2 separate regions of the Homo sapiens genome follow, and region 1 is linked to region 2. A link is a loop called in an ENCODE intact Hi-C map of the cell type or tissue named here. Cell type or tissue: CD4-positive, alpha-beta T cell. All regions are shown on one strand. Links, peaks and the distances in the headings refer to the core of each region. The heading gives the core; the rest is flanking DNA.

The links. Peaks named below come from ENCODE experiments on the same cell type or tissue, not always from the same donor. Only the 100,000 strongest peaks of a DNase experiment are listed, where the experiment ranks them.
Region 1: a loop joins it to region 2, with 2.1 times the contacts of the local background. A loop is called at or near these places in 6 of 110 quality-filtered maps.

The regions. Positions count from the first base shown.
Region 1 is chr12:96,407,406-96,420,041 of GRCh38, reverse strand. No RefSeq gene overlaps it. Among named protein-coding and RNA genes, the nearest start is that of CDK17, 13 kb to the right of the region's middle. RefSeq lists an enhancer at 12,299-12,348. In CD4-positive, alpha-beta T cell, for the core only: no CTCF peak of the experiment used is centred there; a DNase peak (open chromatin) is centred at 3,421.
Region 2 is chr12:96,460,478-96,476,754 of GRCh38, reverse strand. No RefSeq gene overlaps it. Among named protein-coding and RNA genes, the nearest start is that of CFAP54, 21 kb to the left of the region's middle. In CD4-positive, alpha-beta T cell, for the core only: no CTCF peak of the experiment used is centred there; no DNase peak of the experiment used is centred there.

The DNA.
Region 1 (12,636 bases), core at 1-8,000, 51 kb after region 2:
GTGGGGCTGGGTATGGTGGCTTATGCCTGTAATCCCAGCACTTTGGGAGGCTGAGGCTGGAGGATCAGTTGAGCCCAGGAGTTCAAGACCAGCCTGGGCAACATAGTGAGACCCTGTCTCTATAGAGTAATAATAATAATGAAAGGGGGAAAAAAAATAAACAGAAAAGGAGGTGGTATGACCAGGTTTCAGAAAAATCGTCTCATACTGCTCAAACCCCAAGAGCTTGTTTTTTGGTTTTGGGGTTTTTTGTTTGTTTTGTTTTGAGACAGGGTCTTGCTCTACTGCCCAAGCTGGAGTGCAGTGCCTCTATCATAGCTCACTGCAGTCTTAAATGTCTGAGCTCAAGTGATCCTCTCACCTTGGCCTCCCAGAGTTCTGAGATTATAAGTGTGAGCCTCCCCACCTGTCCCCAAGAGCCTGTTTGACATGAAAAAGATTCATCAGTTTATACTGGAAAGTTTTAAGAACTTGGATTGTGAATAGAGACTCCATTAGTGATAAACACCCACAAGGGAGCATAAGTCACAGATCACAAGACTCTGGGAACACAGACTTAGAGCAAAGAGAACTATATTTGTTTGAAACATGGTACCTTCTCCAAAGACACTTTTATTGATTTCTCTTTAAATTAATGCCACCCCACCCCAATAGTCCATATTTACCCTTCAGCTAAGAATCCTGCTTCCTTTGCTTATACTTATTTGCTCACCTACATCTCTGATTCCTTCATATTGGTATAGAAATTAAAAACACAGAGTTTGGAGTCAAGGAGACCTAGGTTCAAATTTTGGCTCAGCCTCTAGCTGTGTGACATTGGGTAAACTGCTTATCCTTTCTGAGCCTTAAATTTCTCATCTAGAAAATTGAGGCAATAATAGTAACTGTCTCACAGGTTGTTAAAAGATTAAATAAGACAAACAAACAGCTAGCCCAATTAATTATAGCTAACAGAACTGTATTCTGATAGTATCTGCTCTCATATCTAAGTGGCATACAATGTTTCTGAGGTTGGCGTGTTTCATTTTTTCCAATATTTTGTTTAATTTTGATATGTAATTCATTTTTATTCTAAAAATAATACAATAGCATTATGTTAAAATTGGAAATTAGAGAAAAAGTAGCAATATCTCTTAATTTTGCTATCCTAACACAACCATTAAAAGCATCTTGTCTGGCCAGGCATGGTGGCTCACGCCTGTAATCCCAGCACTTTGGGAGGCTGAGGCGGGTGGATCACCTGAGGTCAGGAGTTCCAGACCAGCCTGGCTAACATGGTGAAACCCCGTCTCTATGAAAAATACAAAAATTAGCCAGGTGTAGTAGCAGGTGCCTGTAATCCAGCTACTTGGTAGGCTGAGGCAGAAGAATCCGCTTGAACTCAGGAGGCGGAAGTTACAGTGAGCTGAGATCACACCACTGTATTCCAGCCTGGGGAATAAGAGAGAAACTCCATCTCAATTAAAACAAACAAAAAAAAGGCATCTTGTTATATTTCCTTCCAAGTTTTTGTTGCAAGCAATTCTTTTTCCATAGTTATATATATGTTACATAGATATAGACAGACAGAAATCTTAACTCCATATCTTAAGCATGTTTCCATGTTTCTTCACTGTTCTAGTGCAGATAGCACATGGTAAGTGTTTAATAAATATTTACTTGAATGAGCCAACACAGTACAGTCAAACCTGTACCTTTGAAAATTGCTTATATAAAGAATTTTTTTTTTTGAGATGGAGTCTCGCTCTTGTTGCCCAGGCTGGAGTGCAATGGCCTGATCTTGGCTCACCACAACCTCCACCTCCCAGGTTCAAGCGATTCTCCTACCTCAGCCTCCCGAGTAGCTGGGACTACAGGAATGTGCCACCATGCCCAGCTAATTTGAACCACACCCAGCCAAGAAAATATTTTTATGTAACAAATTTACTTAATAAGATGCATTTACAGGCTGGGTGCAGTGGCTCACACCTGTAATCCCAATACTTCAGGAGGTCAAGGCGGGCGGATCATTTGAGGTCAGGAGTTTGAGACCAGCCTGACCAATATGGTGAAACCCCATCTCTACTGAAAATACAAAAAAAAATTAGCTGGGTGTGGTGGCAGGTGTATGATCAGGTTTCAGAAAAATTGTCTCATACTGCTCAAACCCCAAGAGGCTGTTTTTTGTTTGTGTTTGGTTTTGGTTTTGTTTTGAGACAGGATCTTGCTCTATTGCCCAGGCTGGAGTGCAGTGCCTCTATCATTGCTCACTGCAGCCTTAAATTTCTGAGCTCAAATGATCCTCTCACCTCAGCCTCCCAAAGTTCTGAATTACAACTGTAAGCCTCCTCATCTGACCCCAAGAGCATGTTTGACATGCTCAGCTACTCAGGAGGCTGAGGCAGGAGAATCGCTTGAACTCGGGAGGCAGAGTTTGCAGTGAGCCGAGATCGCCCCATTGCACTGCAGCCTGGGTGACAGAGGGAGACTCAAAAAAAAAAAAAAAAAAATGGCAGGGTGGTATGGGCAGTTATTATACAGAATAAATAACTATATATCATGATAGTTCAATAGTGCTTTCTTGGTAAGAATTAAAATTATATGTGGCATTATGTTTACAGATAATCTACTTATATTGCATGTAGCTAAAATTGAAAGAGCAAAAAGTGCTTCTAGGCTTAGGTATCCCTTGGTTTGATATGCTTTGCTAGAAGGTTATGAATGTGAAAGCCAGATTGCTTACTGAGCACCTTGATTCTGGCTCATGGCAGCTAGCAGAGAAAGAACTGAAAAAACAAAAACAAAAACACAGTTTTATATTATATTATCCTAAGAATTCATGAGACAGTGTGGTGGTTTTGTTGTTGCTATTGTTGTTTGTTGTTTTGTGAAGAAGATTCAATCTGAAAAGGCTGGAATTTTCCAAAAGCTTGTATTTGCCCTAACACTTCCCATCCTGAAACATCTGACAAGGCTTCTAATTGCATTGCTAGGCACAGGAAGCCACATGTAATGTAAGCCTCGTACTTTTTAAATGGTCAAGTTGAATTATGACTTGGAATAAAGGAATAATAGGGAATTAGCCCCTTTGCCAAATAAAATACTCTATTCTGAATTTACTGACATTTCATCTATTATTCTGAATTAGAACATGGAGTAACTTGCAATTATGCCATTTCTGTTTGGCAAAAAAGTGCCATATCTCAGTTCAGTCATTTTCTAATGCTTATCTGTCATATATGAGTTGAAATTTTTAAAAAGAAATTTTGTTATTCCCTTTTGGAAACCTCAAAGGTTCTGAATTACTTAAAATGGTAGAGAGTTACTTCCTCAAGTAAAAACTCTAATTGCAAACAGAACCTTGAGACTATAGTACACATGCAATGTTTGGCAATGCATCTGGTTTTTCTGCTTTGATGAAGAAAGAAGCTCAACACGTCACTATGTGTCACGGCTTTCTATAGCATCTTGCAAAAGCATTAAAGTCCCTGCCAATAGTCCTGAAAGATGTTTTACCTATAGCTGCAGACGTCATCAATTTCTCCAGATCCCAGGCTTTGACTCATTGGTGTTTAAAGAGATTTTTGTCAAGAAATAAAAGCAGAATACATGAATAAGGTAAGGCTTTTGTTCAGCATAAGATCCTGAGGTTGCCATTTTGGAAACCGACCAGAAAAAAAAAAAAAATCTGTGAGTCCTTTTGGCTAAGTTGCCACTGAGGGAGAGGAGATTGGGAACAGACAAATATGAACAACTTTTCCACGCCGGAGGATATTCTCCTGGCTCTGTTTAAGAGTGATGAAACATGTTGATTTCTCACAAGGTAGAAATCTACAGACTTCCGGAAACACTGCAGAATACCTCTAAAGGTTAAACTGGTTTGACCTTAAAATTGGAATGGTTATTTTAACCATTTTCTTGCTGACATATGCAACATAGATGATGCAGACTTTGCAAAGATGACCAACTTTGTAGATGTGAGGAAATGATGCAACTGCATTAGCTTGAAGGGTCCTAGAGAAATCCAGTGCATCTGGACTTAAACCTATTCATTTGCGACAACATACTTTTGTTAATCTGGGCTTTCTTACATTTGTTGCTATCAAAATTGATAGACTTACCACAAATGACAAGCATATTACCATGTAAGACTATGCTGTAATTTCTTCTCAAGTCAAGTAATGGCAGCCTTTATGTTGAAATTTGCTTTGGGGGAAGAATTTTAATTTTTTTCTTTTGTATTTGCTCACTGAATTTATTTTAGATTACTCCATTTACGTGAATAAACAAGAATGAGAGAAGAAAATTTTTTATAGGATTTTTTTTCTGTGTGAAGAAGTCAATTTCTAATACAATAAGATAAAATATGTGCCAAAATTAGGCGGGATGTTTATGTGCATTTTTGTGAGAAAGTGATTCTTATCTTTGATCAGGTCAAAAGAGGTGAATGACCCTCTCCCACCAATAAACAGGGTTAAGAATTGCTCGTTTAAACACCCACTTTAGGCTGGGCACAATGACTCACACCTATAATCCCAGCACTTTGGGATGCCAAGGCTGGAGGATTGCTTGAGTCCAGGAGTTTGAGACCAGCCTGGGCAAAACAGTGAGACCCCATCTCTACAAAAAATACAAAAATTAGCTGGGCTTGATGGCATGCACCTGTTGTACCAGCTACCTGAGAGGTTAAGAGGATACCTCGAGCCTGGGAGGCAGAGGCTGCAGTGAACTATTATCATGCCATTGCACTCCAGCCTGGGAGACAGATGGAGACCCTGTCTCAATAAATAAATGGCGACTTTATTTTATAGTGAATAAGTGAAGCCCCTGGAACATCAAACATTTGCCTAAGGTGACACAGCTAGTAAGTGTTAGGACTGGAATTTGAATCCAGTTATCTTATGTCTAAGGCGTAAGAGACATGTACTATATGAACTACTATATATGTAGCCATTACATTTCCTCAATGGGGCATCCCATAGTGACATAAGAAAGTTATTTGGAACCAGAACAAATCAAACCAAACCAAACCAAAACAAAACAAAAAAACAACCAATAAAACAAACAACAAAATTATGTGAAAGTGAAGTCTTTTGTTCCAAATGTGTGACTATCAGATTTTCTCAACCTTGACTTCCAACCTGTCCAAACCTGTGCTAACTGCCAGCTGCTTGGAAAATCCATCTGCCACCTACCGCATCTTGTTCCTGCTTGTTTTTCTTCTTTAATGACAGATGTCCCAGTTACAAATCCAATAGCAGATTTAAGCATCTGAAATAACCAACACCAGCCTTTACCTGGGTGTGTCTCTATTCTCAAAACCCAAACTCTGGCTTTTCCTGGTGTGTCACTTTGCCATTGTCTGAACTCTGGATATAATACTTTATACTACAGTTTGGTGAGTTCTTGGGGCTATATGTTGAAATAAACCCATTGCTTTAAAGAGAAAAAGGTACAGGAAGCTAATTTAAAGCTTTTTTAATTTTCAAGTATAAAAAAGTCATACATTTTCACATTTAATTCAATAAAATATCTTTTCATAGCCTGAATTTTTTTTTTTTTTTTGAGTTCAAGAATTTCTTTTTTTCTTTCTTTCTTTTTTTTTTTTTTTGAGATAGAGTCTCACTTTTGTCACCCAGGCTGGAGTGCAATGGTGAAATCTCGGTTCACTGCAACCTCCACCTCCCGGGTTCAAGGGATTCTCCTGCCTCAGCCTCCCGAATAGCTGGGATTACAGGCATGCACCACCATGCCTGGCTAATTTTTTTTGCAGTTTTTGTAGAGATGGGGTTTCACTATGTTGGCCAGGCTGGTTTCGAACTCCTGACCTCAGGTGATCTGCCCGCCTCAGCCTCCCAAAGTGCTGGGATTATAGGTGTGAGCCACCGTGCCCAGCCAAGAATTTCTTTTTAATTGCCGATCAAAACAACAAAAGAGAGTTGAGATTTTGACTCTTGGTATTTCCTGTCTGCCATTTCGAAGATGGGGTAGGCTATTTGAATTACATCTGCTGTTAGTATATGAACAATAAATAACAACATTAGCTATCAATATCAATATGGTGCTGTGATGCTGAGAACTATATAAGCATTGCCTCTGGCCTCCTTACAATCACTTTGCAAAGCAGAAAGTATTATCCCAATCTGCAGATGAGAAAATGGAGATCAAAGAAGTTAAGTGACTTGCTAAGTAGGAATACACGGTTATAAGTGACAGAGTCAGAGTTGGAACCCAGGAGCAAATATTTTTTAAAAATTCATATTAAGCCCAGCATGTGGACAAAAACTTTCTTTTCATGAATGAGTATAATTTAAAGGTAGTCTAGGAAAAACAGGTACCTACTGCTGGGAATCCCAACGGCCTTTGTTAGTTCCCAGTCCAATTTCCCCACTGTAAGCAGGAATCCTTTAGTTTGTAGCAGCAGTGGGTGAAATCAAGGTGGGTGGTTTGGGAGAATAAACTAAAATGGACATCCCATCTGGGAAGTTAATAGTATCCAGGGAAATGGTGGCAGAGGCAGCCATCCCTGTATCTGATTTCTCACAAAAATGCACATAAACACCCCCCCATCCCCAATTTTGGTAAACACTGCATCTTAATGCATTAGAAATTGACTTCCTTCATATAGAAAAAAAATCTTAGAAAAAATTTTCTTCCCTCGTTTTTGTTTATTCACATAAATGGAGTAATCTGAAATAAATCCAATGTGTGCAAACACCAAAGAAAAAAATTAAAACCCTTCATTCAAAGCAGCATGTGCAGACTCCGCTTGCATGAAAACATTGTGGTACCCAGCAATGGAGAAGGGGAATTAAATGATCTATATGGTAGCTGACTGGGCAGGACCCCAAACAAGAGTGGCACCCCTTCACTCCAATGACTCCTAGGCACGTTTTGGGAAAGACTTTGCAGGGAGTTAGGGAAGGTTCACAAAACACAGGTCACAGAGTATTAGGCAGCCAACAAATAGAATAATCATGCAGACTCTATAGCAACAGGAACAAGTATTTACGATAATGACAAATGAAGAACATAATACAAATCTACCTGTATACTATTAAAGCATATATGAATATGAAATAAAGGCTAAAAAGAAATACTCCAAAATGATACAAGTTACTGTGTTGGAGTTGTAAAGTTATGGGCAATTTTCTTTCATTTCTAAATTTTTTTATGATGTTGCTAATGTATGATTTTAAAAGTGTTTACCAAAAAAAGATAAAAGGGGAAGAGATAAATTAATATTTTATATTATATGGGAAAAGTGGAAAGTTCTTAAAAACCTAATGACTTTTTCTTCCATTCTTCCTCTATCATCTTTTCAAAGTCTACTTAAAGCTTCTTCTCATTCCAGTTCATTCTCTGTTTTGAATAAAACTGATCAGTCCCCCTCAGGCTCAATTCCAGCATAGTTTGAGCCTGTTGTATTTTGCTAGCTTGGTGTCACTTGTGTGAACCATACAGACTTGTCTCAATCTGATTTGGAAGTATGTGACCTGCAGGAAAAAGCTGAGATATTCAGTTTGCAAAACAGCAAAAGGCAGGAATCAGATACAAAAAGAAAGGCAGTGTTTCTCAGGTAAGCAAATAAAAAACCTTGCATGTAGTTTTACTGTTAATAAACAATTAACATTTGAAGTAAATATGTCAGAAGCTATAGAACGAATAGAAATAGGTTGACTTCCTTCCAAATTCTGCTTTGTGCTAAGATATTTGGTCAAACTACATATTATGCATTCATTGAGGCCAAGGATTGCCACTTAAGGTACTGCTGCATTCTCTATAGCACTCAATGCTAGATTCCTAATTAGGCACCAGTAAGTGCTCATCAACTTGTCTCTTAAGCAATGTAACCTGCTTTGGTTTCCTACTCCTACCACTTCTCCCAGCTAGAAGTCCCCCTCTTCTACTGAGCAGCATATTCAAACTTTTATCTTAGGCTATTAGCTCTTTTTAAGTTATGGCCAGACCTTCTTCACCCCGATAGACACTAAGCCCTTTGAGGACTGGGACATTGCCTGTGTCATGTTTCCATTATTTACAGTGCCTGGTTCATTGTAGACATGAAATATAAATTGTTTGAAGGAATTCTTGAAGGAAATGGTAGTTGAAAAGTATATATGAGGCCGGGTGCGGTGGCTCATGCCTGTAATCCCAGCACTTGGGGAGGCCAAGCCGGGGGTGGATCACTTGAGGTCAGGAGTTCGAGACCGGCCTCGCCAATATGGTGAAACCCTGTCTGTACTAAAAATACAAAAATTAACTGGGCTTGGTGGCGCACACCTATGGTCTCAGCTACTTGGGAGGCTGAGGCAGGAGAATAGCTTGAACACAGGAGGCGGAGGTTGCAGTGAGCTGAGATTCACCACCGCACTCCAGCCTGGGCAACAGAGCAAGACTCTGTCTCAAAAAAAGTATATATGACAGTTAGATAACTTCTAGTTTCCAATCCTAAAATTGTTTGAGTTCCTCCGATAAAATAAATTTAGATTTATAGCTGTACTTGTAAATACAGGTTATAGAAAGCAGGTAAATAAGAATCTGTGGTTCAGGTGCTTTGGTCCCCTTACAGGAGAATCTTTTCAGATCACAAACGACATGTATTTTGTTCACAGTAGCTATTACTGACCCTTCATATTCCGAATGTTAGGTAATACTTATGATGAATAATACACTAAGAAATAAACATAGATTTTTTTTTTTGGCCTAAATGGGGCTGCAAATCTTCAAGCAAAAAATGTTTCTTTTTCTGCTTTACTTTTTGCTAAATATTGTAGTGCATCTCCATAGAAGACAGATGACTTCTTTTGAGCATTATAAACTCTGCCTTCCTAGATGCATTTTCTTCAAAGTATTTTTTTCCATGACTTTTGCAGTCATGGTGTGCGGGAGTGGAAGGAAGAACACTAACGTTTACTCATTGCCTGTAAAGTGCCAATTATTGGTGGGCACTTTTATATTTGGTGTCATGTTGAATCCTCATGAAAGGCCCTATGAGATACAAACATTTTACATATGAAGGAACTGAAGCTCAGGAAGATTAACTATCTTTCTCAATATCTTACAATTAATGGTGGAGCCCAGATCTAAACCCAGGCTCAGGTTCCTTTCACTATTTTTTTTTTTTTTTTTTAGAGACAGAATCTCACTCTGCTGTCCAGGCTGGAGTGCAGTGACACAATCATAGCTCATGGTAATCTTGAACTCCTGAGCTCAAGTGATCCTCCCGCCTCAATGTCCTGAGTAGCTGGGACTACGGGTGCAAGCCACTGCATCAGGCTAATTTTTTTTCTTTTTTAGAGACCAGGTCTTGGCATGTTACCCAGGGTAGTCTGGAACTTCTGGCCTCAAGCGATCCTACCACCTTGGCCTCCCAAAGTGCTAGGATTACAGGCATGAACCACAACACCTGTCCCACTTTGAATTCTATATTCTGCTGCATCATGCTAAAATTTTTTAGAACATTTATGTGAAATAAAAAAGGCCTGAAATATTTTATTCCATCATGCCTAGCAGTTGATAGAAAGTAGTAAAGGAATAAAGCATGATGCACAGACAGGCACTGACTACCTTATCAGTGGGTTCATTTAAAATGATGTGAATGATCCCAACATGTAAAATAACTTTTTATTTTATTTTATCTTATTTTTTATTTTTTCATTACACACCACGATTCTTCAAAAATCTTTTTAAACAGATTACATTACTAAGTGTTTTTTCTTAACACTATAAGAAAATGATCTTGTAAACAACACAAGTGGTCTTTGGAAATGTCTTTGCATTTGCAGAAGGCATCAGCACTTCTGATGCCTTCCAATCAAACTAGAATTTAAGGATGAGTAATTGTTATGAGCTCAAGAAAACAATTTTAATTGTGATTTATCTAATGACTTTGAGTATCAGGGTGCCCAAAGAAATAAGATATCCTACCTAATGGCAATTTTCTCCCTGCCTAGAAGGAAAGCACCTTTAATTGCACAGATGATCTACAGTTCAGACTAGGAATATAAAAAGAGGCAAATTTACATTAAATACACACATGAGATGGAACAATATCTCAAACTTTTCAGATTATTTCCACATTGAGGAAGTAGAGGGAGAAGGGAACTGACATTTATTGCATATTACAGTCTGCTTTAACAGGATATCCTGGATTTACCAGGTCAATATTTTACATAGAGTTAAGTAGGTTTCAGGCACGCCTCACTCACTGTTGCCCACTGCTACACTCTTGCACTACAGAGATAAAATGTCAAAAAAAATATTTTGGCTGGGCGCGCAGTGGCTCACGCCTATAATTCCAGACTTTGGGAGGCCAAGGCAGGCAGATCACGAGGTCAAGAGATCGAGACCATCCTGGCCAACATGGTGAAACCCCCTCTCTACTAAAAATACAAAAATTAGCTGGGTGTGGTGGCACGTGCCTGTAATCCCAGCTAATTGGGAGGCTGAAGCAGGAGAATCACTTGAACCCCGGAGATGGAGGTTGTGGTGAGCCAAGATCATGCCACTATACTCCAGCCTGGCGACAGAGCAAGACTCCATCTCAAAAAAAAGAAAAAAGAAGTATTTTTAAAGTATACTTATAGCTTATATTAACCTCTTCTTTGACCCTGAGGCTAGAAACCAACTATGGGTTAAGCGATGTGACTTCTATATAGATATACTTACAGAAAGCCCACATTTTTAACAGTGTGTTTTGAAAAATTCAGGCTTGTACAGACAGGTCAGATAATACAGTGGTTTCAAATGGCCATTAAACAGCACAGTGTTTTGGATCCCATTCTCTTTCTGTTTTTAACCGAAAGATTAACATGCAATAAACTGCACATCTTTAAAGTGTCCAGTTTGATAAGTGTACACCCATAAAGCCATCACCACAATGATTTAAAAAAGAGAACACATTTGTCATCCTCCACAAGTGTCATGCGCCTTGGTAATCCTTCCCTTCTTCAGACACAGGCAACCACTGATCTGCTTTTTGTCACTATATTTTGCATTTTCTATAGTTTTATAACAATGTAACCATACAGTGTGTGCTCTTTATTTGGTCTGACTTCTTTCGCTCAGCGTAATTATTTTGGGATTCATCCATGTTGTTGGATGTATCAGTAATTCATTCCTTTTTATTGCTGAGTAGTATCCTACAGTATCAACTTGTTTATCCCTTCACTTGTCCCTTTTTTTGTTTTGCCCTCCTATACTTGTCAAAATTTATACTTTCTCTAATTTTCTTTTTTTCTCTTTTTTTTTTTTGAGACGGAGTCTCGCTTTGCCTCCCATGGTGGAGTGCAGTGGTGTGATCTCAGCTCACTGCAACCTCTGTCTCCCGGGTTCAAGCAATTCTCCTGCCTCAGCCTCCCAAAAAGCTGGGATTACAGGCGCCCACCACCATGCCAGGCTAATTTTTGTATTTTTAGTAGAGACAGGGTTTCACCATGTTGGCCAGGCTGGTTTCGAACTCCTGACCTCAAATGATCTGCCCATCTCAGCCTCCCAAAGTGCTGGGATTACAGGCATGAGCCACTACGCCCGGCCCTCTCTGATTTTCAATTTCTGATTATGCCCTTGGCATTTACCCATGTATAGTGGACACCAGTGGTTTCTGACCGTCGTGCATTCCACCCCACACCTGTTACTTCTGCTAGAAGCACCCTCCACTCCTTTGGACAACTGCGTCTTCCCCATTCCATGTAGTCTGGTGGGACCCTTCTGATTAGTATGATGCAGGCCAATCAGAGTCTTTCCTTGGAATTTTCTAAATGGACCTCCTTCCCCTTGGATTAGGAACTGTGAAGGTGTGATCTCAGAGCTGTCAGTGAACTTATAAAGAATGAGGTTGGCACATAGACAGAAGCCCAGATGAAAGACAATCTTCCTGAATCTGGCTAGTGATAAAGCCCACTCATCCCTGGCTTCCTGCATTTTAATTAAGTGGGTGCCCCGCATCCACCACCCTAGTTATGGTAAAAGCACCTGTTTCTTGTTTTGGGAGGACCGCCCTTCCCATACTCTCAGCACATGTGATTCAGCTGAGGCAGACTCCACCCTGTCTTTGGGGTTAAGCATATGTCCAGGCCCTAGCCAATCACTCATCTGCCTTGGCCACAGTGACAGTCAGTGATTTAAGCTGAGCTAAATAAAGCTAATATTTGTGCTACTAAAGATGTTACTCCCTTTTTCCTTTGGGACTTGAACCTAGAAGCTTAGAGCTATAAATATTACAGACATCTTTTGACCTAATGGGTGGAGAGCCAAGGCCACCAAAAGCAGAACTGAAAGGAGAGGAACCAGGTTCTGATGACATCGGGACAGCTGTTGGCTAAGATGACCTTAAAGTCTGCGCCATCCCTAGTCTTTTTTTTTTTTTCTTGAGACAGAGTCTTGCTCTGTCACCTGTGCTGGAGTACAGTGGCGTGATCTCAGCTCACTGCAACCTCCACCTCCCAGGTTCAAGCAATTCTCCTGTCTCAGCCTCCTGAGTAGCTGGGACTACTGGCGCATGCCACCATGCCCAGCTAATGTTTGTATTTTTAGTAGAGAAGGGGTTTCACCATATTGGTCAGGCTGGTCTCGAACTCCTGACCTCAGGTAATCCACCCACCTCGGCTTCCCAAGGTGCTGGGAATTACAGGCGTGAGCCACCACACCCGGCCC
Region 2 (16,277 bases), core at 5,384-13,383:
CCGATACCCATAACAACATATGCTTTCAAGATAACTAGAGTTATGCTTTGATGTACTTACACACTAGAATGTCAAAGATAGTTTTCTTTAAATGAATAGAATAATAAATTTTGTCATGCTGTCAGCCCACCCAACATAGACACAGCTTAGTTTGGTCTTTACATAGTCAAGACCCCTGTATAAGTATAATAAAACTTAAAGACAAGGCATTCCTCCGCTTGCTTTCTGAGGGTGCCATACTCTGTATCTGAGTAACTTTCAATAAACTATCTCTTCTCATTACACTCTGCGACTCACCTTGAATTCCTTCCTGTGTTACATCCAAGAACTCTCTCTTGGAGTCTGGATCAATAGCCCATTTTCCGGCAACATCTCTGTAGCCAGTGCCATACATTGTAAGTTTTTCATTACCCCAACATCCCAATTCCAGTACAAAACACTATGAAACACTACAACAGTCTCCTTAGGCTAAATTATGCTACAGTAACAAACAATCCCATATCCCCATGGCTTGCAAAAACAAAGTTTTATCCCTTGCTCACATTCCTGAATAATGTGGGTCCCAGGCTGAAGGACCAAGCCATATCTGGGACATTGCCAGTCTCAGGGCAGAGGGGAGAAAATGATAGAGGAACAATTCAGGGCATCTTAAAGCTTTGTCTCCAAAGTGGCACCCAGCACTTGCACTCACATTTCATTTTCTAAATCAACTCAAATGTTCAAGGCTGCTCTCAGTGGGGCTGAGCAGTATAATCCCCCACAGGGAGAAGCACCTACTATTTTGAACAATAATACCATCTACCAGAGTATCTTAAATTTAACATCATTCAAAGTAACAAATATCTTTTTCCCAACTTACTCCTCTCTCCTTCTTTCTCGGTCTCTCAGCAAGTAACAGATGCCATTAGTGGAGGCTCCAGAATTTTCATACTAGAAGAGGGTTAAAAGCAATTAATGTCTTGCTAGAAGAGGGCTGTGGCAATTAGGTTAGAAGGAAGAGCTAGGAAACTAGTTTTGAAGCTGCATCTTGTTTTTTTGTTTGTTTGTTTTTAAGACAAAGTCTTGCACTGTTGCCCAGGCTGGAGTGCAGTGGCGCGATCTCCACTCATTGCAACCTCCGCCTCCCAGGTTCAAGCGATTCTCCTGCCTCACCCTCCTGAGTAGCTGGGATTACAGGCACCTGCCACCACTCCCCACTAATTTTTTGTATTTTTTTTAGTAGAGATGGGGTTTCACTATGTTGGCCAGGCTGGTCTTGAACTCCTGACCTCGTGATCCGCCCGCCTTGGCCTTATAAGCAAACACATTGTTTTCATTTAGATCGTATGATCATTTAAGTTGGCTTGATAGAGCTGATGGAAATTATGAAGTGGCCAATGTTCCCTCAACTCACCCCCTTGGCCCTTCACTGGATACCACCATTCAGTTACCCAAGCAAGAACAATGGTATCTTTGAATCCTCTTATTCCATTTCCAGTCCCAGTCTCTAGACCCGTACTTGTCCAATTCAACAGTCACTAGCTACCTGTGACTAATGAGCACTTGAAATGTGGCTTACCCACATTTAGATGTGCTATAAGTGTAAAATACACAACCGATTTTAAAGACTTTGTATAAAAACGACATGTATATCTTCATAAAATTTTATATTGATGACATATATATATATATATATATATATATATATATATATATATATTTTTTTTTTTTTTTTTTTTTTTGAGATGGAGTTTCGCTCTTGTTGCCCAGGCTGGAGTACAATGGCATGATCTCGGCTCACTGCAACCTCTGCCTCCCGGGTTCAAGCGATTCTCCTGACTCAGCCTCCCAATTAGCTGGGATTACAGGCATGTGCCACCACGCCCAGCTAAATTTTTTTGTATTTTTAATAGAGAGGGGTGTTTCTCCATGTTGGTCAGGTTGGTCTTGAACTCCCAACCTTCAGGTGATCCACCTGCCTCGGCCTCCCAAAGTGCTAAGATTACAGGCATGAGCCACTGCGCCTGGCCATATTGATGATATTTTTAAATGACAATATTTTGAGCATATTTGATTAAATAAATAAATTATTAAAATGAAGACTACTTCTTTTTACCTTTTTTAGGTGGCTACTAGACAATTTTAAATTACACACATGGCTCTCATTTTCGGCTTGCATTGTATTTCTATTGAACATTGCTACTCTAGGCTGTCTTTTCCTCTTCATCTCCACTGTCCCAGCCTTAACTTAGGCCTTCATCCTCTTTCAAAAGGTTTTTGGGAGGGTTTTGTGTTTTTGGTTTTGTTTTGGTTGGTTTTGGTTTTGATTTTGAGACAGGGTCTTGTTCTGCACCCGCGGCATAGTGCAGTGGCATGATCACAGATCACTGAAGCCTCAATCTCCCGGGTTAAAGCAATTCTCTCACCTCAGCCTTCCCAGTAGCTGGGACCACTGGCACGTGCCACCATGTCTGGCCTTCAGTGAGGTTTCTGCAAAAACCTCCTAATCACTTTTTCTGCCTCCAGTCTGGCCTCTCTCCAACCCATTCTTCAAAGTGGCCAGAATGATCTTTTTAAAATGCAAATCAAATCACGCAAACTCAACCAGTTTGACATCCTTTCATAGGTCTCCATTGCCTTTAATTTTGTATCTCCATACAGAAAGCCCTCCCTAATGATCTAGACACTGGTTTTCAACCTAGGGTCCTTCTAGCCCTGGAATACACCAAGACTTTCCAAATGTATGGGCATGTCTGATTTCAGGAGAGTCCATTTCCAGATCCTTGACTTTTGTATTCTCTGCATATTTATTTACCTTCGAAGGCACTTGCACTCAAAGTTCTCTTCTCTCCTTCCCTTCCACCATTGCTCTAATCTCCTAACAAAACAAAGGCATCTGGAATCTTACTATGAGTCATTGATGGAACAATTAAACAATTTATTTAAGCAAGGCACATTACAGCCTCCTTACACGTTGTAAGATGTATTGACAATATAATATTTATAATATGCTATACACTTATTTTAAAATATGCAATAAAATACAGAATTTGGGGAATATTTTTATGGGGCAAAGTAAACAAAAAGTTTGAAGACAACTATGTAGTTCATCTGTGATGACACCTCACCCACGCTACCCATACCACCACTAGCACCACCACCCCACAACGCTCACACCTTCCTATGTTCAGCTTGATTCTGGGGGCTCAGCCTATCAGCCAATCTCAGCCTGGTAGCCTCAGAACATTCTCCCTCACTCTTTCCCCAGTTCATTATCACTTCTTGTTTCTGCTTTTTTCATGGCATCATCAGAAGAGGTTACTTTTCAGTTTTGCTATGCAGGGAGTTCTTTGAATTTTCTCTTATTATGTGAACTTTGACTTTTATTGCACTTTATGAAATGACCTTGAAGGAAGATGCAGGTATTATTTATCTGTTCAACTTTCATTATCATTGGAGTACTCTTTGCCAAGACTTCTCTTTTTTCAGCAGTCAAAGAAAGCTGTTTGTTTTTCCCAAATTGGCATTATTTTTTTTTTTTTTTTTGAGATGGAGTCTGGTTCTGTCACCCAGGCTGGAATGCAGTGGCACCATCTCAGCTCAGGGCAACCTCCATCTCCTGGGTTCAAGCAATTCTCCTGCCTCAGACTCTCGAGTGGCTGAATACAGGTGCACACCACCACATGCGGCTAATTTTGTATTTTTTTTAGCAGAGACACAGTTTCACCATATTGTCCAGGCTGGTCTCAAACTCCTTACCTTAAGTGATGTGCCCACCTCAGCCTCCCAAAGTACTGGTATTACAGGCATAAGCCACCGCGCCCAGCCCCTACAATGTATTTTTTTTTCTTCTTTTTTTTGAGACAGTGTCTTGCTCTTGTCACTCAGGCTGGAGTGCAGTGGCACGATCTCGGCTCACTGCAACCTCTGCCTCCTGGGTTCAAGCGATTCTCCTGCCTCAGCCTCTTGAGTAGCTGGGATTACAGGCACCTGCCACCATGCCCAGCTAAGTTTTGTATTTTTAGTGGAGACGGGGTTTCATCATGTTGGCCAGGCTGGTCCCGAACTCCTGACCTCAGGTGACCCACTGGCTTCGGCCTCCCAAAGTGCTACAGGCATGAGCCACCACGCCCACATGATTAGTTTTAAGTGTTGCTGAAACATCTGTTTCACATAGTTATTACTCAGGATTTAAAACAAAAAACAAGAGACACCAAGATCTGTTAAATTCACGTAGTAAATAAACAGACATGTTTACCTTGTGCTGTTTAGATTGACAGCTGCTGCTTATTTGTTCCCTCATTGTGGTTGTTCTCTGCTGTCACTAAATTCACTGCCAAGGTCACTGTGGGAACAGTCACAGGGCATATAAAAGAGTGGTTAGGGATGTGGGCTCCAGGGCCAGAGTGTCTGATTTAGCGGCCTTGGTTGTGTAACCTGGAAAATTCATTGAACCTCTCCGTGCATCAGTTTTCCCATCTGTAAACCGGGGATAATAAGGACAGTAACTACCTCATAGAGTTGTTATGAGAGTTAAATTAATAAAACTATTGAAGTGCCTAAAATGGTGTCTGACGCAGAATATGCACTGAATAAATAACAACATTTTTTAAAAGTATGTGGGTCAATATCATATTTGACACAACTCTTAATGACTTCAGAATTCCCCTCATGATCCAGAATATTTTCAAGCTAACATATCAAACTTCTGGATTTTAACCAATAATCCATGTTTCTTGCATTGCTAAAGGATAAATAAAAATTGACACTAAATTCTTCAAACCCAGAAATTCCAAAAATTTTATGTCCTCAGGGACTCACTGTGTCCTGAAGTGCAAGGATGTGGACTATGGGCCCTGGACCAAATGATTAAGTTCAAATCTGACACCACAACATTGCTTGCTGTGGAACTCTGACCAAGTAACTTAACTGGCTATGCTTCAGTTGACTCATCAGTGAAATGGGGAGTGCTAGACATTTGCCTGTTTGCTTCCAAATCCATTCCTTCCCTACCCCTTCTCTGCTCTGTGTCACAGGGAACTTCATCTCTCATGCCCTTCCCAATCGGGTTCTAGTTTGATTTGGTCAATAAGAGGCACCGGTAAAAAATTTGAGAGTGAAAGAAAGAGAGAAGCCAGAGTGTTTGTCTCTATGTCCTCAATAGCTTAGGGCAGCAGCTCTAACAGCCTGATCCCTGTATGACTCCAGTTCCCACTGGCCAGGCTCTCTGTGATCATGGTTTGGATGAGCAACTCCTGGCCTCCCTTTGTCCCTCTGGCATGCCTTCCTGCTGTTATTAATGTCTAGGATGCCTCATTGTCCTCTATTTGGCTTTGCAGTCCTCCCATATAACTAATTACTCACATTAAATTCCTATTCTTGCTATTTAAAATAATTTATTGTGGAATTTTGCCTCCAGAAAGATGGAGTGGATATACTTTTCCCTATTCTTCCAACAAAGTACAGATAAACATCTTGGACAGTATGTGTAAAAAAGGGGCCAGGCACGGTGGCTCACACCTGTAATCCCAGCATTTTGGGAGGCCAAGGCAGGAGGATCACGACGTCATGAGTTCAAGACTACCCTGGCCAAGAGACCAGCCTGGTCAATATGGTGAAACCCCATCTCTACTAAAAATACAAAAATTAGCCAAGCTTGGTGGCAGGTGCCCGTAATCCCAGCTACTTGGGAGGCTGAGGCAGGAGAATTACTTGCACCTGGGAGGTGGAGGTTGCAGTGAGCCAAGATCTCACCATTGCACTCCAGCCTGGGCAATAGAGTGAGACTCCAACTCAAAAAAAAAAACAAAAAAAAAAACAACAAAAAGCAGACTCTGAAAGGAGGGACCCAAGCAACAAGATGGCAGTGAGTTTTCTTTTTGCTTCACATATTCCAGGTGGGGTGCTAGAGAAGCTGGCAACCTAGAAACTCCAATGGAAGCAAGAAGAAGAAAAAAAAATAAGGCAAGGAAAGCCTGCTCTTCCCAGACAAAGGACCTGGAAAGGGGTAGCTTAGCAAGACCATAAACTTGTAGACAGTAACCATTCTATTCTAGCCAAATACCGCAGAAGAAACTGCAACTCCCACCTTCAGCCCCACCAGCAATGAACAAATGAGGAGCCTAGATTTTTCACCCTGGATGTAACAAGGTGCCTCAACTACCTCCAGAGAGGCCTAGTAAGAAATCAGGGTATTTCTCCTCATCTGGTGGTAATAAGGCACCCTTCCCTTTCCTGACTGTGATTGTGTCAGCAGAGGGCTAGTGGAGGATCAGGATTTTCATACCCAACCAGTGGTAACAAAGCCACTCTCTCAGGGAATCAGTATGTGGAAACAGTAGCAAGGTACTCTTGTCCCTTTCAGCCATGCTGATATCAACAGAGACCCAATGGGGACTTTGACTTCCCATGACCAACCATCAATAAAGGAGAACCTTCTCCTGCCAAAGTGGTATCAGAGGAAGCTGCTAAAACAGAAGATTTAAATAACATACAGTGTCTCATAATATAATTGCAAAAATGTCCAAGTTTCATTTAAAAATCATTCATCATACCAACAACAAAGAATATCCCAATCTGAATTTTTAAAAAATTAGCAGACACCAACATGACACAAATGTTAAAATTCTCAGACAAGAATTATAAATCAGCCATCATAAGAATGAGTCAATGAACATGCAAACTTGAAACAAATGAAAACATAGGAAGTCTCAGCAAAGAAATAGAAGTTATAAAGAACAATCAAATGGAAATTTTGGAACTGAAAAATATAACAAATGAAATAAAAACAACTTGCTGGATAGGCTCAACAGTAAAATAGAGAGGAAAGAGGAAAGAACCAATGAACTTGAAGAATAAAACAAATTACCCAATTAGAACATCAGACAGAAAGTACACTGAAAAAAAAAAGGAATAGTCTAAAGACATGAACCTATGTAATAAAAAAGCTAATAAACTTGGTTTATCTAAACAAAATAAATCCAAAGAAATCCACACCAAGACACATCACGGTCAAACTTCCAAAAACTAAAAACAAAGAAAAAAATCTGAAAGCAGCTACAGTGAAACAATACCTTATCAATAGGATAAAAACAATTTGAAAGACAATATATTTCACACCAAAAAGTGTGAATGCCATAAAGAAGTAGCACAGCATTTTCCAAGTACTGAAAACAAACAAAATATGGCCAACCCAAAATTCTATATCCAGTGAAAATATCCTTCAGAAACGAAGGAGAAACACTTTGGAAGGCCGAGCTGGGTGGGTCACCTGAGGTCAGGAGTTTGAGACCAGCCTGGCCAACATGGGGAAACCCCATCTCTACTAAAAATACAAAAATTTGCTGGGTGTGGTGGCGGGTGCCTGTAATCCCAGCTACTCAGGAGGCTGAGGCAGGAGAATCTCTTGAATTTAGGAGGCAGAGGTTGCAGTGAGCCTGAATTGTGCCATTGCACTCCAGCCTGGGCGAGAAGAGCGAAACTGTTCCCCCCGCAAAAATAAATAATAAATAATAAATAATAAAATTATATGGAGCGTGGTCTGTGACCAAAATGGACTCAAACTAGAAATAAATAGCAGAAAAATAACAGAAAAATCTCCTAACACTTGGAAACTAAACGACACACTGCTAAATAATTCATCAAAGAGGAAGTCTCACATGAAATCAAAATATGCATTGAACTAAAAGAAAGTGAAAATACAACATATCAAAACTTATGGGACCTGGGCAATGTAGTACTGACACATTAAATTTACAGCACTGAATGATTACATTCTAAAGGAGGAAAAGTCTCAAATTGATAATCCAAACTCTCCTCTCAAAAAACTAGAAAAAGAGGAGCAAAATAAACCCAAAGCAAACAGAGAGGAAGAAATAATAAATATTAGAGCAGAAATCAATGAAATTTAAATAACTGATTGGACTTGACTAACACAAAGGCATAAATTTAAACTTAGTGCACATATTTGTTGTGAGGATTAAATGAATTGATAAGTGCAAAATGTTTATAACAGTACGCACCCAGCCAGGCGCAGTGGCTCATGCCTGTAATCCTAACACTTTGGGAGGCCGAGGCGGGCGGATTACCTGAGGTCAGGAGTTCAAGACCAGCCTGGCTAACATGGTGAAACCCCAGCTCTACTAAAATACAAAAATTAGCCGGGCATGATGGCGGGTGCCTGTAATCCCAGCTACTTGGGAGGCTGAGATGGGAGAATCACTTGAACCCGGGCGATGGTGGTTGCAGTGAGCCAAGATCATACCATTGCACTCCAGTCTGGGTGGCTGACGGACACGCCGTCTCAAAAAAAAAAAAAAAAACAGTACGCACCTTAAAGTAAATGTTCAATAAATGTTAGTTTTTATCATTTGTTAACAAAATATATGAGTGAGAACAATTGGAGCAAGATGTTATAAGAGCCACTAATTTTTTGAATAAAAATATAAAAGAGCAATTGTTAGGGTGACAAATTTATTCTTTCAAAAGAGTTGTTTTGGGGACCCTACCAACTCACAAAGAAATGTTACATTTCTGTTTATCTACTATCATATTTTCAATTCTCATCTTCATAATAAACCCTATTCACAGTGTCATGAGTACAATGCTAAAATCACCAGGTTCAGCTGAGTGCAGTGGCTCACGCCTGTAATCCCAGCACTTTAGGAGGTTGAGATAGGCAGATCACGAGGTCAGGGGTTCGAGACCAGCCTGGCCAATATGATGAAACCCCATCTCTACTAGAAATACAAAAATTAGTTAGGCGCAGGGGCACGCGCCTGTAGTCCCAGCTACTCAGAAGGCTGAGGCAGGAGAATCGCTGGAACCCAGGATGCGGAGGTTGCAGTGAGCTGAGATCGCACCACTGCACTCCAGCCTGGGCGACAGAGCAAGACTCTGTCTCAAAAAAAAAAAAAAAAAAAAAAAAATCACTAGGTTCACTGTCAACAAAACCAGTTTGTTTTTTTTTCCAGTTCCTCATCACAAATTAATGTCTTTCAACTCTCTGTGTGTGAAGTTAAAATCAGTAAAACATTGATAAACTTGATAGCGAGGCCAGGGATTGTGCATGTGTATTAATTGTTGTATCCCAAATGCTTAGAACAATGCTTCACACTTAGTAGTTACTCCACAAATATTTGTTGAATGAATGGATGAGTGAATAAGCACAGAAAAATGAATGACCAATGTGAAAGGTAAAGGAAAATGGAAGATTTGAACATAAATTCAAAGTTTCAAGCCTGACCACCTGCACGAATTCTAATGATTTTATCAGTCAAGATAAGAACTGTAAGAGATGGCTTGAGGCACTTGCTATACAACTTTCAGGCAGGTAGCCAGTGCATGTAAACTTCCTTTACTCCAAAAACCATTCCCCACTCACCCAGCAGTCTTGTATGAAATGACCTCATCACCAGTCATGGTTGATTGGACCAGGGATAAACACTTGACCCAGTTGAATCAATCGGATTCTTTCTCCTGGAGAATCTGAAACTGAGATTCTGTTGGGCATAGTAGAACTGAATATACAGGTGGTCAATTTCTGTCAAGAGCTTGGAGAAGCAGAGAAAGCCAGTCTGGAGAGAGAGAAATATGATGTCTCAGAAAAGCAAAGGCAGAAGCTGGAGAGAGAGGATTGCCTATGTTAGTGAGAGTTTTCTGGTCTTGATTGTAATCCCTCCAGAGGTCCAGCTGCTTTCCTGCCTTTGTTTCTGGATATCCTCCCAACAAATTCACCTTGTTGGGGAGAAGGGCAAGCAATTAGATTTGTTTTCTTATGCACTTAGGCAAAAATCATTGATTAGACATGGAGGAAGGTGATTGATTCATTTTTGGACATGTTAAATCTGATTTCTTTTCCTTTTTCAGAAATATTGGTATATTTGACCATAGTTGTTCTACACTTTTCTTCATTATATCTTTTGTTTGTTTGTTTTTTGAGATGGAGTTTCACTCTTGTTGCCCAGGCTGGAGTGCAATGGCGCGATCTCAGCTCACCGCAACCTCTGCTTCCTGGGTTCAAACGATTCTCCTGCCTCAGCCTCCCAAGTAGCTGGGATTACAGGCATGCACTACCACACCCGGCTAATTTTGTAATTTTAGTAGAGACAGGGTTTCTCCATGCTGGTCAGGCTGGTCTCGATCTCCCAACCTTAGGTGATCTGCCTGCCTCAGCCTCCCAAAGTGCTGGGATTACAGGCATGTTCTTCATTATATCTTTAATAAGTTTCCAGGCCTTGTTCTTCCTGTCCTTTTAGAAGCTATTTAATATTACAACAAAGTGTATTTTTTCTACCTTAACCTCAAAAGAGAAAATATCCTTAACTTTCTAAATCTATGAGTACATTATAGTCTCCATCTGTTTATAGTGAATAATCCTGAAGAAGGAATAGCTTTCAAGAAGGGAACGATCATCAGAGACAAACACTGTAGACAGAGGGTTTTTCTCTTGTACTCATGTCTACAGACAAGATGTTATTCTCTTGGAACAGAAGAAAAATGGAACAGAAGACATGTGTAGAGAGCAGGGAAATTTGAGCTACAGAATATTATACAAGCAGTGAAATGCATGTCATTTTCTAATTGCTTCGTGATGTCAACACCTCTTCACAATACCTTGCAAAGAAAGTCTGCAAATTTCAAACCACCTCTTTGCAAAGTGATTTCTTTATGTCACTAGGCTGCACATACTCACAGCCCACGCTCTTTCAGTTGCTAAGTGCACTGGATTGCCACAGTATGTTCCAGAGGCTCCAGATTGCTCTCAAATGTGAAAGATGTGCTTCTAATCGGAAGCAAAGTTCTTGCCTTTCAAATACAATATTATCTAAAAACAAAGAAACAGTACCTATTGGATTTCAACCAGTTCAAATTAAAACCAGTTTCCCAAAGCAAGGGAAAGCTCATAAACTCTAAAATTCAATAGAGTGATCTTACAACTTGGAACTCAGAGATGACTTATAGATTAGTTTCATATTATTAGCTTCCCTTTATTAGGAATGAAAATCATAATATGCCACTACAAATATTTATTCTTAATATGCACTGATAACTTCTATTGATGGGATGTGTTACCAGAGGCTTTGAGTTTTTTTAAGTCAATAACATAAATGAAATATTAGGTAGTTTAAGGCTGTGATAAAAAAAGAAGAGGAAACAGCTATGGCAAGAAATAAGGAAGAACATTTACACTTTAGGGGTATATATACATAAATTTGACAAACATTTATTGAGTGAGAGCACTATAACAGAGTAGGGACCAATTATAGATATAAACTGCAATCCCTAGACCTGAAGAATGTGGAGTCTGCTAGAAGAGATTGGCCATTCTTCCATATAATAAGTTTTCATCAAGTATTTGCCATAATCAAGATGTTTTGCTGGGTACTAAATCTTAATTGCTGCATTGTAGCACTGGATCACTTCAACATATGTCATCAAACTTGTAAACTTTTACTTTAAGATTTGTGTTGCAAACAATATATGTTATTTTTAAAAGTCCAAACCATACAGAAACAAAAAGTAAAAGACTCTCCATAACTCCCACTCCTAGATGGGGTCACCACCATTAGTTTTTTCTTTTTTTTTTTTTTTTTTTTTTGAGACGGAGTCTCGCTCTGTCGCCCAGGCTGGAGTGCGGTGGCACGATCTCGGCTCTCTGCAACCTCCGCCTCCCAGGTTCACGCCATTCTCCTGCCTCAGCCTCCCGAGTAGCTGGGACTACAGGCGCCTGCCACCACGCCCGGCTAATTTTTTTTTTTTGTATTTTTAGTAGAGACGGGGTTTCACCATGTTAGCCAGGATGGTCTTGATCTCCTGACCTCAAGTGATCCACCCATCTCAGCCTCCCAAAGTGCTGGGATTACAGGTGTGAGCCACCATGCCCGGCCCTACCATATTTTATGGTATCTTTTCACACTTTTAAAAATAAGCACATACAAATACAAATACTTAAAAAAATATATAGGATTGTACTATACACAAAGCCAGTATAGCATAGTGCTTGAGAGCATAGGCTTTCAGCACCACCACCTTGATTCAAATCCCAGCTCCACCAGTACTAGCTATGTTACATTTTGCAAGTTACTACACATCTCAGTGCCAAAATATTCCAATCTTTAAAATGGGAATAATATTAGTACATAGCATTGTTGTGAAAATTAACACTCACTCACTGAAAGCAGAACCTGGCATACCGCAAAAACTCAGCTGATGTTAGCTATTCTCCTTCAGTTTGTGTTATTTTACTCAATATTATATTGTGGACCTTCTTTCTCCACTTCTTTTTTTTTTTTAAGACTGAATAGTATTTCATGGTAAGAATTTGTTTTAATACATGCAATACATTCTCCTGTTATTATACATACAGATTGCCCCAATATATTCACAAAGAATGCTGCAAATATTTTTATGTCTAAACTTGAATGTTTCAGAAGAGTAAATGCCTAGAAAAGAAATGGATTGGGCCGAGCGCAGTGGCTCACACCTGTAATCCCAGCACTTTGGGAGGCCAAGGCGGGTGGGTCACTTGAGACCAGGAGTTTGAAAGCAGCTTGGACAATATGGTGAGACCCTGTCTCTATCAAAAATACAAAAATTAGCCGGGCATGGTGGTGCACGCCTGTAATCCCAGCTACTCAGGAGGCTGAGGCAGGAGAATCACTTGAACCCGGGAGGTGGAGGTTGCAGTGAGCCAAGATCGTGCCACTGCACTCCAGCCTGGGCAACAGAGTGAGATTCTGTCTCAAAAAAAAAGAAAGTTCAATGGACAAATAAATGAAATAAATCGATGTGACTACTAAATTGGTAGAAGTTCTGTTATGTAAGTGGAACATAAGCTGTAACTGCAAGAAATTTTATAAACAAATTATGCATAGGAAAGAATTATTAAGGAGAGCCAAGGGAAACATAATTAAAGGAAGAAGTATGTAATTTAGATACTTATAATTTATTTCAGATAAATGAGAAATAAGGCCAGGCATTGTAATTCACGCCTGCAGTCCCAGAACTTTGGGAGGCCAAGGCAAGAGGATCGCTTGGGCCCAGGAGTTCAAGACCAGCCTGGGCAACATAGCGAGACCTCATCTCTATGTAAAAAAAACAAAAATAAAAAGATGCCACTCAGGAGGCTGAGGTGGGAGGATTATTGAACCCAGGAGGTCGAGGCTGCAGTTAGCTGTGATGGTGCCACTCTGCTCCAGCCTGAATAGAGCAAGACCCTGTGTCAAAAAAAAAAAAAAAGAAAGAAAGAAAGAAAAAAAGAAAGAAAAAGTAATTTTTAGCATAAGTATGTCCCATTCAATATTTTTTAGTCTGATGTCCATATGCATAGGTAATTAGAAATAATTAAAATTTAACCGGATGTCTTATATTTGTATTTGCTTGATCAGGCAACCCTAAGGGAGGGGCAATTATTTCTTTAATTTCCCAGAACTTAGATTGCGTCTTTTAAAAATAGCAGCCTCTTTTTGTTTTACAGTTGTAATAAGTCCATATGGATCGCTCTATTTTCTGCATTAATTTTGTTGCCTCACAGGGAATTTCTTTTCTTTCTATGGTGTGGTATCCTGCTTTCATGCTGTTGCTTTTCCTCGAATGTTTGTGACTTCTTGGTTATGTATTCACACTTATAATTTTAGATTTAGATTGACCTATTTAGGTAGCTGGAGCATTTCAGCTTGTGACATTCCTTGTTTTCTTGGCAATTAATGCAATTCCTGGGGAGAGGAGAGAGACTATGTGGCCAAGCAGGCTTTTCTTTAGGGGGCGTAGGTAGCTTGCTTTCCAAATACAGGTGCTCCCCATTCCTTAAGACCAGGAAAAAGATGTCCTGATTTGCCCGCCACAGTGACAGGTTATACCTCTTTTTCTGGCATAATTATTAATAGTGCTTTCTTTCACTCAAAAGTGTCCCATTTTAGACAATAGATTACATTTTCATCTTTCATACAACAGATGGAAGTTAACTGGGATATTGTCCCATTTCTCTCGCTGGCCCCAGCACCTGCCCTGGGAGTATTTGGCAGCAAATATCCCAGTTAATTTAGAGAACAGAACTCATAGCTTTAATCTGGGGGCAAATGCTACAGCAAGCACTCGGAGAATAAAAGACTGATACGGTTACCCCACAGCTCTGTAATTAATTATCCTGTTGGCTGCCTGCCTTTGCCCTTGTTACTTAGGATCTTAGGTTTCCTTATCAGGGGTCATCAGAACTATTGTCTTTCACCTAAATAGGATTGCAGGTTTTTGTATCCCTGATGCATGTTATCATCCATGTCTACCCCATCTGCTTTACTATTCCACATTAAATTTATCATAGCACTTATAATGTTACCTATCGTAACAATAATTATAGCTGAGATATGAAAACATTTTGGGTCAGGCATGTTCAAAGCTCATGACTTGTATTAATCCTCACGGGAACAACACTATGAGTGGGTTGTATTATCTCTATTTTCCAAATATGAAAATTGAGGCATAGATCGGGTAATTTACTCAAGGGCCAGAAGACGCAAAGAGAGTAAGCAACTTACCAAGAACCCAGCTCTCACGTTCATATTCTCAATGGCCACCTGAATCCCTCATGTGTAATGACAGTCCTCTTCCAGGCTGATATAGTTTGGATGTTTGTCCCTTCCAAATCTCTTGTTGAAATGTGATTCCTAGAATCGGAAATGGAGCCTGGTAGGAAGCCTTTGGTTCATGGGGCATACGTAGCCTTTATAAATGGCTTGGTGTCCTCCCCACGGTAATGAGTGACATATCACTCTATTAGTTCAAGCGAGAGCTGATTGTTTAAAAGACTTTGCTCCCTCTCTCACTATGTGACACGCTGGCGCCCCCTTCACCTTCTACCATGAGTGAAAGCTTCCTGAGGTCCTGACTAGAAGCAGATGCTGACACCATGCTTCTTGTACAATCTGCAGAATGATGAGCCAAAATAAACCTCTTTTCTTTATAAATTACCCAGCCTTGGCTGGGCGCAGTGGCTCATGCATGTAATCCCAGCACTTTGGGAGGCTGAGGCAGGTGGATCACCTGAGGTCAGGAGTTTGAGACCAGCCTGGCCAACATGGTGAAACCCCGTCTCTATTAAAAATACAAAAATCAGCCAGGTGTGGTGGCGGGCGCCTGTAATCCCAGCTACTTGGGAGACTGAGGCAGAAGGTGGAGGTTGCAGTAAGCCAATATCACGCCACTGCACTCCAGCCTGAGGGACAAAGAGAGACTCCATCTCTAAATAAATAAATAAATAAATTACCCAGCCTTGGATATTATTTTATAGCAACACAAAATGCACTCATACACAGGGGTATGAGTGCTTAGGGTTTAGCACTTCTATATTAATTTGGTTATTTCTGCAGGGTTTTGGAAAGGAAGGAAAGGTTAACACATGAGCTCGGTTAACTATCATAAACCAGAAGCTTTTCAAATTTTGTTTCAAACTCAGGTGTTGTGCCTTGTTGAATTAAAGAAGGTTCTGGTCCAAATGATTTGTTGTCATGCAATCAGCTTCAACCTATTAGTCAAACATTCACACGCTACTTCCCACTGCCTTATCAATCTAGAAAGCTAGAAGAAGATCTGTCATAAAAGCAGGAAAGGTGCCGTGGAGATTTCTACATGACCCTGGACACTCAGCTGCAGGTACATTATGGGCCACTCCAGGGTCATAATAGAGCATCCTTTTATAGTTAATAATCCAAAAATCATATTATTTTAAATCAGAAAGGGGCAGTAACAACCAAGGCCAATCCATCATTTTGCAAATAAGAAATTCCAAAGAGATCGAGTGACTTCCCCATCATCATATTAGCTATTTACTGTAATTAGTGATAAGGCCAGAATTACCACCCAGTGTCCTAACTAACCCAGAGTTCCATTTCATTCTGTCTCATTGCCTCTACTTGGTTGCTTTGGGAACAAAATGAAATATCATCAGAATCATATTATTGCATGTCTAGAAAGGGTTGTTTTACGTAGGTTTGATCTAAATATTCTGGACCCAAATATATGGACCCAACAAAACATTCTTTTGTAAAACTTACTATCTCAAATTTAAAGGAAGCCTTTAAAAATTGGTTGCTGTATCTGTTGAGGCTCGCCACATTATTTTTCAGTTTTCTGTGATATGTGTGCTGGTATAATAAACCATGATTATTTTCACCCCCAGCATAGCACTGACTTTTATTTATTCAAATATGTTAACATTTTCATCTCAACTGACTCACTTATCAGGAGCAACAGGCTTTTAGGCCACTGCCTGGAATAATCCATATCACTCCTCTGCTGGGTAA